2 separate regions of the Homo sapiens genome follow, and region 2 is linked to region 1. Evidence: chromatin contacts called from ENCODE Hi-C or POLR2A ChIA-PET data. All regions are on one chromosome and are shown on one strand. The core of a region is the stretch at or near the end of the contact, and the rest is flanking DNA. Distances in the headings are between cores, read along the strand shown.

Region 1 (5,021 bases), core at 1-2,500:
TACTCAGGAGGCTGAGGCAGGAGAATCACTTGAACCCAGGAGGTGGAGCTTGTGGTGAACCGAGATCGCACCATTGCACTCCAGCCTGGGCAACAGGAGCGAAACTCCGTCTCAAAATAAATAAATAAATAAAATAAAATAAAATAAAATAAAATAAAATAATTACAAACTGGAATGAATGTAATAGCTAAAACTATAAAACTACTTAAGAAAATGGGGTAATAAATCTTTGTGACCTTGGATTAGGCAACAATTTCTTAAATAAACACCAAAAGCATAAGCAAGCAAAGAAAAAAACAGATCAAGGCCAGGTGCAGTGGCTCACACCGGTAATCCCAGCACTTTGGGAGGCCGAGGCAGGTGGATAGCCTAAGGTCGGCAGTTCGAGAGCAGCCTGGCCAACATGGTAAAACCCTGTCCCTACTAAAAACACAAAAATTAGCCGGGCATAGTGGTGCACACCTATAATCCCAGCTACTCTGGAAGCTGAAGAAGAAGATTGGCTTGAACCCGGGAGGCAGACGTTGCAGTGGGCTGAGATCATGCCACTGCACTCCAGCCTGGGTGAAAAGAGTGAGACTCCGACTCAAAACAAAAACAAAAAAAATTAGCCAGGCATGGTGGCACATGCCTGTAGTCCCAGCTACTCAGGAGGCTGAGATAGGAGAATTGCTTGAACCTGGGAGGCGGAGGTTGCAGTGAGCCGAGACTGCGCCACTGCACTCCAGCCTGGGTGGCAGACTGAGACTCAGTCTCAAAAAGAAAAGAATTTAAGAAAGAAGTCCAAGTGTGCAATAAGGAATATGTCCCAACAGGGCAGGAAAGGAAGAAAGGACCCACAGGTGCAGGGAGCGGTGAGGGCCTGTGGGAAGGGGACACAGACGCACATACACGCACACATGCACATACATGCACACATGCACACGCACACACATACATGCACACATGCACACGCACACACATGCACACGCACACACATGCAGATACACACATGCATACACGCACACACACGCACAGGCCCTCAGAGGACACCACAGAACACCTGCGGGACACAGCAAGGAAGGGGTGAGGTGGCTGGAGGGGAGGGTACACCTGGGGGACCCCAGCACGGTGGAGGGACAGCCTGGGGTCCACCCGAGTAGTAGGCCGCCCCTCTTCCTTGCCCCTTCTCCCTTCTCCCTGCCGGGTGCTCCCCGCAGGGCATAGAGTGATCGCTTTCCCCGCAGCAGGTGGGCGGGCAGGAGCCAGGCCGGTAAACAGGAAGCTCTGCGCAGGCGGGCGGAGCATCCAGAACTCCGCAGGCCCTGAGGTGTTGGGTCGTTTCCCAGGGCCCCAATGTCCAGGGAGAAAGAGGCTCCACTCTCAGCACCAAGCTCCCGGGCGGGCCGGGGCAGGAGGCTGTGGGGCGTGGCCAGCCCGCAGGTGGCGGGGCCGACGGGATGGGTCAGGGTGCACAGAGCACACGCCAGCCCCTGGGGGAAGCCCGGCCCGTGCGGGCTGCGGGAGATCCTGATGGGCCCCGAGCTGAGGCTCCCGCAGCCAGGGTCTGCGCGTGGTCCCCACCTCCTTGCGCGCTCCGTCTCCAGCACAGCAGAGGTGGACGCCCCTCGCGGCTGGCTCCCCAGCGTCCCTGTCCTCCAGGGGCGCAGCGTCCCTCCGGGGAGTACAGTGTCCCTGAAGGGAATTCCTTCCAGAGCCTGAGGTTAGGCCGTGGTGGGAAACAGAGCGGGGTGCCGCAGGGGAGCCCGCAGGAGCTCCTGTTCCTCACCTGCGAGGGGGGGACGGCCTCTGGCCCCCTGCTGTGGGCGGGGAGGGATCTAGAAGACCGGAAGGCTATTTCCAGGGCAGCACCCCCAGGACTCTGGGGCACACACGTCCCCAGGCAGCTCCGGTGAGGCCACCCTCGCCCCCTGGTTTCAACTCCTGCTGTGAGCACCTGGCCTTTCCCTGGTCCACTGAGAGCCGCGTGTGTTTTTTGCGGTTTTGCTGGTGATTCTGCTGCTGAAATTGCCCCCCCAGGCATTGTCCTCAGGTGGTTTCGTGTCCCTCAGGGCTAGAGACCCGGATGAGCCCCATGGAGAAACCCGTAGTGAGAGAAGCTTTGCTCAAACAGGACTGAGAGCGGAAAGAGAGAGAGAGAGAGGAGAGTGGGGGGAGAACGAGAGCGAGAGACACACCGAGCTGGTGGGCCGGGGGAGGGGGACCCACACCCACGTCGCCATGGCCCCCCACCCCGTTTTTGAGCCCCCACACAGCCGAATACATGCCCCCGGTCCCCCTTCCAGCCTTGTCCCCAACACAGCCTGCAAATGGGCGGGGGCCTGGGAGAGTGCCCGGGATGGGGCTGGGGGGTGGGGGGGGCTTGGCGCACGCGGCCTATGGTCTGTGAGCTCCCTGTGGATAAATCAACAACACGGGTGTCTTTAAAATTTTCTTAGGATCTCACTCTGTCGCCCAGGCTGGAGTGCAGTGGTGCAATCACGGCTCACTGCAGCCTCAAACTCCTGGGCTCAGTAATCCAGTTATTCTCCCACCTCAGCCTCCCAAAGTGCTGGGATTACAGGTGTGAGCCACCGCACCCAGCCCTAAAATAACACGCCTTGAAATAAAAACGAACATACAACAAGGTCACGTATCGACTGGCTGATGGAAACATCATGCCCAGAGGCTCACAGGAACCCGACCTTGGGTTTCCCCTGGAGCCAGGGCTCAGTGTGCGCCTGAAGTGTCTGCAGCAGCTTCACAAAGGAACTACCACAAACAGGCCTGGCGCAGTGGCTCATGCCTGTAACCCCAGCACTTTGGGAGGCTGAGGTGGCTGGATCACAAGGTCAGGAGTTCGAGACCCACCTGGCCAACATGGTGAAACCCTGTCTCTACTAAAAATACAAAAATTAGCCGGGTGTGGTGGCGGGCGCCTGTAATCCCAGCTACTTGGGAGGCTGAGGCAGCAGAATTGCTTGAAACCGGAAGACAGAGGTTTCGGTGAGCTGAGATCGCGCCACTGCACTCCAGCCTGGACGAGAGGGCAAAACTCCGTCTCAAAAAAATAAAATAATTAAAATAAAATAAAGAACTACCACAAATAATGGAACTGGCTGCTTCAGGCAGAGAGGTACCATGCCAGCAATCAACACGCAAATGGCCTGACATAATCACACACGCACACGCTAACACACACACACTAACTCACATGCACTCTCACACACACAAACTTGCACACACTAACGTACACTCCCCCCCCACACACAGAATGATAAAGACATGGCAAAACGTTAGCAGCTGGTGGATCTCTGTGCGGGCTGTACAGGTCTTCACTGTAGCATTCTTGCCCCTTCTATAGGCTGGAAAGCTTTCCAAATAAACTATTTTTAATAGCCTAATATAATCTGAGCCCCAAGTGTATGGGCCAGAGAAACACCTGGGGTGACAGTCATTATCTCCACAGAGATGGAGAGGGTGAGGTGGGACTCACTTTTTACTCACTGCAAGTCTGATTACTTTTTTTTTTTTTAACTGTGAACATGTTATCATTTGTTCAAGACGAGACATGGCTGTAGCATGAAGGTAAAGGCAGAGGAGTGGAGCAGAATAAAAAGTCCAGAAATAGGCTGGGCGCACTGGCTCACACCTGTAACCCCAGCACATCGAGAAGCCAAGGCAAGAGGATCACTTGAGGCCAGGAGCTCGAGACCAGCCCAGGCAACATGGGAAGACCCTGTCTCCATAAAAGATGAAAAATTAGCTATGCATGGTGGCGCACACCTGCAGTCCCAGCTAGTTGGGAGGCTGGTTTGAACCCAGGAGGTCGAGGCTGCGGTGAGCTACAATCGTGTCACTGAACTCTAGCCTGGGTGATACAGCGAGACCCTGTCTTAAAAAAAAAAAAAAAGAATTGAAATGTGAACAAAAAAGAAGCTAAGTTATAAAAGTCTTAGCAGAATTTAATCATAACCTCAGAACAGGAAGACTTTCCCATTCATGACACCAAACTAGGAAACCAGAAAAGGAAAGAGTGATAAGTTTGACCACATAAACCCCAAAATACCTGCCAGACGTTAACAATCATCGTAGGAGAAGATGGGCAAAGAAGTACCTGCACTTGTGTCACCAATAAATGAGTAGCTGCCATAACAAATAAAGAGCTCCTACGAATCAACAAAATGGTGACAGATAACTGTAGACTGGGAAAGACACAATCATACAGGTCCCAGAAAATGAGGTCAGAGTTCAACCTGACGTGTGTGCTTACAAGAAGGAACTGTGCAAGGAAAATGGGCCGGGGAGGGTGGAGGTCGGGGCCACGGAGCTTGCAGGAGCTGAGGCAGCTCAGAGCCAGCCTCGGTGGTGACCCCGTCTCCCTGGTGGGGACACTCCATTTTCCAGCTCTTGATAGAAACACAGGTGACCGTCGGGAGGAGTGGGAGGGAGCTCCTGTGTGGCGAGTCCCTTCGCCTCTAGTGGTCTCTGCTCCCCTTGTGGAAACGCAGTTCCAAGAAAACAAAGAGGAAATGCTGCGAAGAGCCACAAGGACTTTTTCTCTGAGTCACAAGAAGACGAATATACGCTGCAATGACGCAGTGAGGGAAGAAGTCGCCTTGCACCCATATGGCTGCTGAGGATGGGAGAGATGGACGCGTCCTCCGCTGCCGGAACACGGAGCGCCCGGTCTGGTACAGTGCTGATGCTGCGTTTTGTTTTCTGGATTTTACGACATCTTGGGGGCCTCGCTAATCTGGGGATGACGGCCCCTTCCAGGGTAAGCGGATTCCTAAACGTTGCAAACGGCCCGCCTGCGAGCACACTGTGACGTGCAGAGCAACCAACCGCGAGCCCACGCACCTGATCAAACTCTCACGCGCCACGCCCAGGTTCCCTGCCCTGAATCACCCCAGGGCCAGCTCCCAGAACAGGGACCACCCCAACAGCCAAGAGCCGCAAACAGTCGGGAGTCAAACCAGCCCATCCTAGGCACACCCAGCCCATCTACCCCGCCTGGCCCGTCCCTTCCAACCAAAGCC
Region 2 (5,021 bases), core at 881-3,380, 420 kb after region 1:
TCATTCTTTAATCACTCCCTTACTGATGGACATGTCCAGTTTCCATTACAGTAGAACAAGACGGGCATTCTTCAGCAGATAGGACGAGACCCCCAGAAAGGCCAAGGGGCACCTCTACGAGGTCCGTAAGCCACTGGCTCTCCTTTCCCCATCCCATGAGGCCCCACTGTCCACTGGGTTCTTGCCCCGAGTTATCCAGTAATAGGTTCAGACCCCAGGGAAGCAGCCAGCCCCACTGTTCCTAAGTTCCAGTCACCAACAAGTGCTTGCCATTTTATATAAATACATCACTGGGCACGGTGGCTCACCCCTGTAATCCCAGCACTTTGGGAGGCTGAGGCGGGAGAATCGTTTGAGCCCAGGAGTTCAAGATTAGCCTGGGAAACATAGTGCCATCCCATATCTACAAAAAAACTTGCCGGGCGCGGTGGCTCACGCCTGTAATCCCAGCACTTTTGGGAGGCAGAGGCAGGCGGATCACGAGGTCAGGAGATCGAGACCATCCTGGCTAACACAGCGAAACCCCGTCTCTACTAAAAATACAAAAAATTAGCCGGCTGTGGTGGCGGGCGCCTGTAGTCCCAGCTACTCGGGAGGCTGAGGCGGGAGAATGGCGTGAACCTGGGAGGTGGAGCTTGCAGTGAGCCAAGATTGTGCCACTGCACTCCAGCCTGGGCGACAGAGCTAGACTCCGTCTCAAAAAAAAAAAAAAAAAAAAAAACAAACTTAAAAAGCTACTCAAGCGTGCTGGTGCACCTGTAGTCCCGGCTACCTGGAAGGTTGAGGCAGGAGGATCGTTTGAGCCCAAGAGGTGGAGGCTGCAGTGAGCTAGGATCATGCCACTGCACTCCAACCTGGGTGACAGAGAGAGACCTTGTACCCCCTACCCCCCACAAAAAAAGAAGGAAAAAAATGCAAAATAAAGATGACATAGAAATATGAGGAAACAGCGTAGAAATACAGGGAAATGGCTGCAGCAGCCAGGACATGGATGCAACACCTGTGCGTGCCGGGTGCCATCCTGGGAGGAGCTCACACAGTCCTCACCCCAGCAGGGACTACGACCTCCCTCAGCTTCACAGCAGAAGCGGCAAGAGTCCTGTCCCGAACCCGTGGTAAGGGTGAGCGGTGGGGCCGAGACCTGACCCGGACGCCCATCCTCAGCCCCGGTGCTAAGCTGCCCCTTTGCCTCACTGGGGTGGCCTGGGAGGGAATGAATCAGGTGCTGGGCAGGCCCTTCCATGGAAACCTATGGGCACTCAGGTGAATTCCGAGAGCATCGTTCAGCATGGAGAGAATTCACAGGGCCGGCGAGGATGGCAGGGATGGCCCCCTTGGATGACTTTACTTCCACGGATGCTGCCCTGTCAGGGCTCACCCAATGCTTTAAAAATCAACGTGCTCCACGTTGTTTTTGTTTGTTTGTTTGTTTTGAGATGGAGTCTCGCTCTGTGGCCCAGGCTGGAGTGCAGTGGCACGATCTCAGCTCACTGAAAGCTCTGCCTCCAGGGTTCACGCCATTCCCCTGCCTCAGCCTCCCAAGTAGCTGGGACTACAGGCACCCGCCACCATGCCTGGCTAATTTTTTTTGTATTTTTTTTTTTTTTTTTAGTAGAGACGGGGTTTCACCACGTTAGCCAAGCCAGAATAGTCTCGATCTCCTGAACTCGCCTCGGCCTCCCAAAGTGCTGGGATTACAGGTGTGAGCCACCGCCCCTGGCTAGACCACCTCGGAACTTTTAAAGGGTGCACTCCATAACACAGACAGCACGGCCTGTGTCTCCCTCCTGCAGCCTGGTGGTCTGTGTGGTGTCCCCTGGGGTGCCAGCACCCACTCTGGGAACCCCCATTTTAAATTCACCAAGAATAGAGGTTGGGGGCGGGTTGCCACACTGTCCCCTTTCTGCATGGGAGGAAGGGGGCTCGAGAACTGAGTCAGCCACACAAAACGAGGATGGACAGAACTCCTGAGTAGCGAGGGTGCCTGCCGGGCGCGAGGAGGAGGGGGAAGACGAGGAAGACGAGGAGGAGGAATAGGGAGCACCACATGACAGAGGGGCTGCCTCAGACCACAAAGCGCTTCCTCATCCTTTCCTCGCCCTTTGATGCCGCCGGCAACGTGACTCTGCGAGCAGCGGGGCAGACGCCAGGTCTCCCTCGCAGGCGGGAAAGGGGCTCCAAGGCGGGTGCTGCCTTGCTCGGGTCACATGGCTACGTGGGGGCCTTGCTCAAATTCACTTCCTGCCTTCATTACAAAACTGTCAAAGGGGATCGCACGTTTGCAGGGTGTCACCCAAGCATTCTGGTTTTGCAAACGACGCTGTGCGGCAGGCGGTCTGATACCTGATGAGCTCGGTGTGGCGGGGTCGGCAGCATTTCCTCCGGGGTTTTGAGCTCTGGCCACTTCTCCTTTTGTTCCACCCAATCTCACCCACTTCTGGGCTTCGAGGCCAGAGTGTCTTAACAAGGGGGCACGTCAGAGTCAATGAAGGGGGTGCCTGTACCCCACCCTAGAGACTGTGGTCCCACAGATCTGAGCTGGGGGAGGCACAGGCCTGCCTTGACAAGCTCAGACTGCCACACTTTCCTGAGAAGGCCATTTAAAAACAGTCATCAGCTTTGTTATGTTTTGAGACAGCATCTCGCTCTGCTGCCCGGGCTGGAGTGCAGTGGCGTGACCAAAGCTCACTGTAGCCTCAACCTCCTGGGCTCAAGTGATCTTCCCACCTCAGCCTCTCATGTAGCTGGTGCTATTTTTATCCCCATTTTTAAATGTTGTTAACAATTTTAAAACAGGCACGTGCCACCACACTCACCTAATATTTTAAATTATAGAGATGGTTTCTCACTATGTTGCCCAGCCTGGTATCGAACTCCTGGGCTTAAATGATCCTCCCACCTCAGCCTCCCAAAATGGTAGGATTACAGGCATGAGCCACCGTGCCCGGCCTAATAGGGATCAGTTTTTAATTGCATCTACCCTGGAACCCAGCAATTCCCTCACACAGCTTACCTCACAGGTGTGCCTGCGAGTCAGTGCCATGTTATTTGAGATAGGGCAGAGACTGGAAACAACCTACGTACCCCCCAAAACGGGAGTGTTTTCCCTCTCTGCTGTCATAAGGACGCCCGGGATACAGCAAGAGAAAAAGCAAAGCTGGGAGGAAGACATGAGTGCTTAAAAAACAAAATCATTGGCTGGGCGCGGTGGCTCACACCTGTAATCCCAGCACTTTGGGAAGTCGAGGCAGGTGGATCACCTGAGGTCAGGAGTTTGAGACCAGCCTGGCCAAGATGGTGAAACCCTGTCTCTACTAAAAATACAAAAATTAGCCAGGAGTGGTGGCGGGCGCCTGTAATCCCAGCTACTCGGGAGGCTGAGTCAGAAGTATCACTTGAATCTGGGAGGTGGAGGTTGCAGTGAGCCGAGATTGTGCCACTACTAGATTCTAGCCTGAGTGACAGAGTGAGACTGCCTCTCAAAAAAACAAAAAGAAAACAAAACAAAACCAAAGGCATCTACATATACATACTTGTATGGCATCGACTGCCTTGAGAAGGATCCCCTGGAAGCCAGCGCACTGTTGCCTCTGAGGAAAGGGGCCGTGAGGGGGTCTTCCTTCTCCCCAACATGCTCTGTTCCGTGGAGGCCCTGCCCCTGCCCCTGCCCCGGACGCACTCACCATGTGTTCCATGCAAATGCTGATCTCCCCGTCACTGTAGAAGGCCCCGTAGAAGCCCACGATGTACGGCGAGTTGCATTCGTGCAGGACCTGCAGCTCGCGGATGATCTGGTTCCGGATGGCCGGCTTGATCTCAAGGTGGATCAGCTGCAAGGGGAGAGGGGCGAGACTGGCTTGGGGGGTGCCCGAAAACGGGATGAAGGCATTTGGGGCCTCTGCTCTGCAGGCGTTCCCAACAGTGGTCAAGACCAACTCAGTACCCCCTCCGCAATTCCACCCCTAGGTGTCTGCCTAGAAGTGGACACATACGTCCACACAGAAACGTGTCCCAAGTGCTCACAGCAGCACGACTCACAGCAGGCAAGGGTGGAAAGAACCCAGGCGTCCACCCAGGGCAGAACAGGCCAACCCAGCGCAGCCCACCCCTCACTGAAACAGGACTCAGCCGTAAAGAGGAACCAGGCCAAGACCCCGGCCACAGCGTGGGTGAACCCTGAGGATGTCATGCTTAGTGCGAGATGCCAGACACAAAAGGCCACATAATATGTGATCCCATTTCTGTGAAATGTCCAGGACAGGCTGATCCAGAGACAGGAAGGGGATGTGTGGGTGCCGGGGGCTGGAGGAGGGGATGGGGGTGACTGCTGATGTGGACAGGGTTCTTTTTGGGGTGATGGAATACTGTAAAATTGACTGTGGTGATGAGGACGATGCCGTGAATATCCTACAATCCACTGAGTCACATACTTTCAAAGGGGACACTGTAAGGTATGTGAATTACACCTCAATAAACCTGTTTTCAAAAAAGACCAATTAAGCAAACACTTAATTCCCACTCAGTTGTAGTGGGAGCTGTGTGAAAGCATTTTTCCCCATCAAATCAGACTTTGACAAAGTGCTTGCCTTTCCCAGGAGGGAGGCAGGGCAATGGCTCCCCTCCAGGCCTCTCTCCACTTGGGGTGGGTCTATCCCGAGCCCCTTCCCACCCTCAAGCTGGAGACACCCCGTGGAGACGTTAGCCACACAGAGCCGCGGGCGCCCCTGAGAATTCTCCCTCTCCTTCAACCCAAGTTCAAGACGGCAGGGGAAATTTTCATCAAGTTGACCCCGGTGCCACTTTAAAAAGGCAAGAAGCCAAAGATCCGCTCAAGAGATGCAGAAAGGAGGCCTGGTGTGTGGCTCACGCCTGTAATCCCGCACTCCGGGAGGCTGAGGTGGGCGGACTGCTTGAGGTCAGGAGTTCAAGACCAGCCGGACCAACATGGTGAAACCCCGTCTCTACTAAAAATACAAATTTAGCCGGGTGTGGTGGCAGGCGCCTGTAATCCCAGCTACTCG

The links. A loop is a pair of places that touch in the nucleus more often than their neighbours do. ChIA-PET counts read pairs that join two places held with the same protein, here RNA polymerase II (POLR2A). Pooled maps may share reads with other maps.
Region 2: a loop to region 1 is called in a pooled map, with 4 times the contacts of the local background. The contact joins two enhancer-like sites. A Hi-C loop is called at or near these places in 2 of 50 pooled maps. POLR2A ChIA-PET finds 5 or more read pairs at or near these places in 2 of 52 experiments (activated T-cell and naive thymus-derived CD8-positive, alpha-beta T cell).

What each region holds. Positions count from the first base shown.
Region 1 is chr19:3,686,606-3,691,626 of GRCh38, forward strand. The region is part of intron 1 of PIP5K1C (phosphatidylinositol-4-phosphate 5-kinase type 1 gamma); the gene reads right to left. Among named protein-coding and RNA genes, the nearest start is that of PIP5K1C, 11 kb to the right of the region's middle. RefSeq lists silencers at 1,322-1,521, 1,542-1,751, 1,772-1,821 and enhancers at 2,634-2,703, 2,714-2,793, 4,406-4,700. Within about 2 kb of position 1,251, at least 9 of the 41 ENCODE cell types and tissues checked have a DNase peak (open chromatin) inside an H3K27ac peak, as active enhancers do.
Region 2 is chr19:4,106,826-4,111,846 of GRCh38, forward strand. MAP2K2 (mitogen-activated protein kinase kinase 2) reads right to left here. Exons shown (of 11, transcript NM_030662.4): 3 at 3,684-3,830. Among named protein-coding and RNA genes, the nearest start is that of MAP2K2, 15 kb to the right of the region's middle. RefSeq lists an enhancer at 2,521-2,650. Within about 2 kb of position 2,131, at least 8 of the 41 ENCODE cell types and tissues checked have a DNase peak (open chromatin) inside an H3K27ac peak, as active enhancers do.